Regions from separate parts of the Homo sapiens genome. Here region 2 is linked to region 1. The links are chromatin loops, found by intact Hi-C in ENCODE. Cell type or tissue: CD4-positive, alpha-beta T cell. All regions are shown on one strand. Region 1 has its middle 8.7 kb from the start of LINC03135. Region 2 has its middle 15 kb from the start of PPARD.

The links. Peaks named below come from ENCODE experiments on the same cell type or tissue, not always from the same donor. Only the 100,000 strongest peaks of a DNase experiment are listed, where the experiment ranks them.
Region 2: a loop joins it to region 1, with 2.3 times the contacts of the local background. A loop is called at or near these places in 1 of 110 quality-filtered maps.

Annotation. Positions count from the first base shown.
Region 1 is chr6:35,551,051-35,553,550 of GRCh38, forward strand. No RefSeq gene overlaps it. Among named protein-coding and RNA genes, the nearest start is that of LINC03135, 8.7 kb to the left of the region's middle. In CD4-positive, alpha-beta T cell, CTCF peaks have their summits at 1,432 and 1,632; a DNase peak (open chromatin) is centred at 1,431.
Region 2 is chr6:35,326,481-35,328,980 of GRCh38, forward strand. No RefSeq gene overlaps it. Among named protein-coding and RNA genes, the nearest start is that of PPARD, 15 kb to the right of the region's middle. RefSeq lists a silencer at 1,219-1,278. In CD4-positive, alpha-beta T cell, a CTCF peak has its summit at 1,179 (motif pointing left); a DNase peak (open chromatin) is centred at 1,141; H3K27ac peaks cover 1,076 bases.

The DNA of each region.
Region 1 (2,500 bases):
CTATTAAAAATACAAAAATTGGCTGGGTGTGGTGGCTCACACCTGTAAATCCAGCACTTTGGGAGGCCAAGGTGGGTGGATCACAAGGTCAGGAGTTCAAGACCAGCCTGGCCAAGATGGTGAAACCCTGTCTCTACTAAAAATACAAAAATTAGCCGGGCGTGGTGGTGGGTACCTGTAACCCCAGCTGCTTGGGAGGCTGAGGCAGGGAATTGCTTGAACCCAGGAGGTGGAGGTTGTAGTGAGCCGAGATCGTGCCACTGCACTCCAGCCTGGGTGACAGAGTGAGACTCCATCTCCAAAAAAAAAAAAAAAAATTATCCATCTCAAAAAAAAAAATTATCCGGGTATGATAGTGGGCGCCTGTAGTCCCAGCTACTTGGGAGGCTGAGGCAGGAGAATTGCTTGAACCTATGAGGTGGAGGTTGCAGTGAGCTAAGATTGCGCCACTGCACTCCAGACTGGACGACAGAGTGAGACTGTCTTAAAAAAAAATCAAAATTTTGAAAGTAGCAAGAAGTAGCAAGAGAGAAACTACTCATTGCAGACAGCCATCCTCAGTAAGATTCACAGGTAATTCCCCATCAGAATCTATGGCAGCCAGAGGGCAGAGGGAAGATGGAGAAATTAAGACATTCCCAGATAAACATATATCGTCTCTACAAAAAAAAAAAAAAAAAAAAAAAAAAAAGCCAGGCATGGTGGTGTACACCTCTAATCCCAGCTACCCAGGAGTCTGAGGCAGGAGGATCACTTGATCCTGGGAGTCTGAGGCTGCAGGATGCTATGATCATGCTGCTGTACCTCAGTCCAGGTGATGGAGTGAGACCCTGCCTCTAAAAAATTTTTTTAAAATAAAGATCTGAGCAGGGGTAGTAGTGTGCACCTGTAGACCCAGCTGCTCCGGACCCTGAGGCAGGAGGATCACTTAGCCCAGGAGTCTGAGGCTGTATGTGCGATGATCATGCCTGTGAATAACCACTGTACTCCAGCCTTAGCGACATAGTGAGACCGTGTCTCTGAGAGAAAAAAAAAAAAAGGAAAAAAAAGAAAAGAAATACTTCAGATCAATAACTTAAGCTTCCATCTTAAGAAACTAGAAAAAGAAGATCAAACTAAACCAGAAGCAAGTAGAGGGAATAAGATCATAAAAATTAGAGTACAGATAAATAAAATAGAGAATAGAAAAACAATAGAGTAAATCAGTGAAACCAAGAATTGGGTTTTTAAAAGATTAACAAAATTGACAATGCAAAGCTACTCTTCTCCCATCACACAGTCTGATTTCTGCAAATACGGTATTTCAGTTATCTGTTGCTGTATGACAAATCACCCCAAAACGTAGTGGCTTAAGACAGCAGCAACCATTTAAATAAAAATTCTGTATTTTAGGCAGGCTCTGTGGGTATGACTCAACTCTGCCTCCACATGGTGGTGGCTGGAATTGCATGCATCCAGAAGCTCAACTGGGCTGTAACTTCCAAGATGTTCCACTCACAGCTGGTAGCTGGTGCTGTTAGCTGAGGCTACAGTTCTGGGCTTTTCCTTGTTCTATCTTGGGCTTCCTTACAGCATGGCAACTGCATTCCAAGAAGGAGTGTTTCAAGTATTGAGAGTGGAAGCTGCCGATGTCCTGGAGACCAACCTTGAAAGTCACACAACATCACTTCTGACACCTTCTATTGGTCAAAGCGTGACACAGCCTGTCCAAATTCAAGGGGAGGGGAAACAGACTCCACTTCTTCATGGGAGGAGTGGCAAAGAAATTGCAGCCATCTTTATTCCATCACATATGGCTTGCCTGCATGATTCCTCAATTGGCCGCTTTTGCTTTGTTCCTTGGGAGCAAAGCAGACCCAGGGGTGTTCTTGCAGCTGCTGTTGATCTGCTCCAGTTGCTGCAAAAAGATTTTATTTATTTACTTATTTATTTGAGATGGAGTTTCGCTCTTGTTGCCCAAGCTGGAGTGCAATGGCGCAATCTTAGCTCACTGCAATCTCTGCCTTCTGGGTTCAAGCAATTCTCCTGCCTCAGCCTCCCGAGTAGCTGAGGTTACAGGCATGCGCCACCATGCCTGGCTAGTTTTGTATTTTTAATACAGACGGGGTTTCTCCATGTTGGTCAGGCTGGTCTCGAACTCCCAACCTCAGGTGATCCACCCACCTGGGCCTCCCAAAGTGTTGGGATTACAGGCGTGAGCCAACGTGCCCAGCCAAGATTTTATTTTTATACACTAGGGTGTGCCCCTCGCCCTCAAGGCATGCACTTTGCTGCTTCTCACATTTGGGTGTGTGTAGGGGGATGGGAAACCAGGCAGAGAGGTCATGGGCACAGACTCTGGGGCCAGATGGCCCGGGTTTGAATTCTGCCCGTGTCACCTGCTTACTGTGTGACTGTGCGCAGTCACGTCATCTTTCTGAGCCTCAGCGTCATTGCAAATGCTGTGCAAGTGTTTGCTTCTGCAGTTGCTACTGCTCTATCTGCAGCCACAGGCACCCTC
Region 2 (2,500 bases), 220 kb before region 1:
TTCACTCCAGCTTGAGTGACAGAGTGAGACTCTGTTTCCAAAAAATAAAAAAATTTAAAAAATTGATTGGCTAAAAAATGCTTCATCTTAGATAAAGCTTGGAATTACTATCTTAAAAAATATTCAAGGGGCGGCCAGGCGCGGTTGGCTCACGCCTGCAATCCTAGCACTTTGGGAGGCCGAGGCGGGCGGATCACAAGGTCAGGAGATCGAGACCATCCTGGCTAACACGGTGAAACCCCGTCTCTACTAAAAATACAAAAAAATTAGCCGGGTGTGGTGGTGGGCGCCTATAGTCCCAGCTACTCGGGAGGCTGAGGCAGGAGAATGGGGTGAACCCAGGAGGCAGAGCTTGCAGTGAGCCAAGATCGCACCACTGCACTCCAGCCTGGGTGACAGAGTGAGACTCCGTCTCAAGAAAATAAATAAATAAAATAAAATAAAAAATATGCAAGGGACTGTATGGTTCTTATATATTCTCACAGGATTGGAAGGGCAATTTTGCTATGGAGAACCCACGAGTAGAAAGGTGGAGTGAGACCTGGTTATAGAGATTCTTGGAAGCTACGCAGAGTTTAGATTTGAGGTGGCAAGCCAACCTCTGAGCCTCAGTTTCCTCACTTGTAAATGGGGTCCATTCCAGGCTTTTAAATATTCTATGGTGGGACATAGGGATGGATCGACAGTGGAGGCATGATATAGTGATATAATGAAAGGAAGATCACTCTGACACCTGAATGCGAGCCATGATGGGACTGGCATGAGAAGCCATCAACCTTGGGGGACATTTCTAGGTGGAAGGAGAATGTATTTTCTAGTCTTTTAATTCCAGGGTGAGAAAATAACTCCTGTGTCCTTTCCATCACCCTGGACAAAGAAAAGTGTGTCCTGTCTCTGATGCCTTCACAGATACACATAAACCCTAGGGGCCATATGGAATGCACAGCATTTGTGGTCCCACGTCTTCTCTTTTTCTGTGGCTTGTATGTGAGGATGGATGGGGAAGTGGGGCTGGAGTACAAGAGGCGTGTTAGCAACTATTGCCAGGAGTCCACCTGGCCCAAGGGGTGCCTACTGAGTCGCCTCTCTAGTTCCTGCAGCAGAGGGGAAGGAGAGGGCGATGCCTGGCAGGCTGATTTCAGAAGACTGAGGAGGCCCCCACCTGCTGGCTAGAGGCTGAAATGGCTATGGAGAATCAAATTCAGAGGCAATCCAGCCTTCCCACTCTGCACTGTAAGTTGTTCAGGTACACAATAATCAGGCATCAGAGCAGGTTTTGGTAGCTGAAATCCCTGTCTGGTCTGGAACGGGCTGTAGATGCTTGGCAGGAATCAACTTTTCCCACTCTGAGCTGTCCCCCAGGGCAAATCTAGTCAAAATGAAGATTCAAGGAAGCTATTTTAGTCTAGGTTTGTGATTCAAGTAACGGAAACTGACTGATTTAAGCTGACTTAACTGACTTTCCAGAAAAGAAATTTATTAGTAGAATATAAGGGAGTACCTTAAATAATTGGGAGGTCGAGTGAGCTGTCTTGGAGGCTGTGTAGTCAGAAACAGTACCCAAATCAAGCCACACAACAGTTCTTGTGAACACACTCCAGCTGCCACCTGTGGGTACAGAAGCTGCTGCTTCCTTGGCTAATCTTACCAAATGCTGGATGCTGCTCTTACAACTGCTGCCCTGGCTGTCTCTGGAAATTGGGTGGAACTGCTGCTGCCACTCACCTGAATCAATTATGTGTGCTTCCTGGTTCATCTTTCCACCTTCCAATACATCTGATTGGTGTGCCTTGGTCATGTGACTGTGTCCTAGCTGCACAGGAGGCTGGAAGAAAATGCCTGTAGTTCCAGCTACTCTGGAGGCTGAGGTGGGAAGATTGCTGCTTCAGCCCAGGAAGCAGAGATTGCCGAGATCACTCCACTGCACTCCAACCCAGGCAACAGAGCAAGACCCTGTCTCAAAAAAAAAGAAAGAGAGAGAGAGAGAGAGAAAGAGGGAGAAGAAAGAAAGGAGGGAGGGAGAGAGAGAGGAAGGAAGGAAGGAAGGGAGGAAGGAAGGAAGGAAGGAAAGAAAATATATAGGGGAATGAAGTCAAATGTCAAACATCAGAAAAGCTCTTACATAGAAAATAATTTTGACTTAGTTTACCTCCAATGGGTAGAACTAAGATTATTGGGTAAGAGCATCAGAGGATATATGTTTTTTCTTAATATAAAGAAGATTTTTGTTGTTCTTAGAAAATAGCCAGGCAAGGTGGCTCACACCTGTAATCCCAGCACTTTGGGAGGCCAAGGCGAGTAAATCACCTGAGGTCAGGAGTTCCAGACAAGCATGGCCAACATGTTGAAACCTGTCTCTACTAAAAATACAAAAATTAGCCAGTGTGGTGGAGGGTGCCTGTAATCCCAGCTACTCGGGAGGCTGAGGCATGAGAATCGCTTGAACCTGGGAGGTGGAGGTTGCATTGTGCCTAGATCACGCCACTGCACTCCAGTCTGG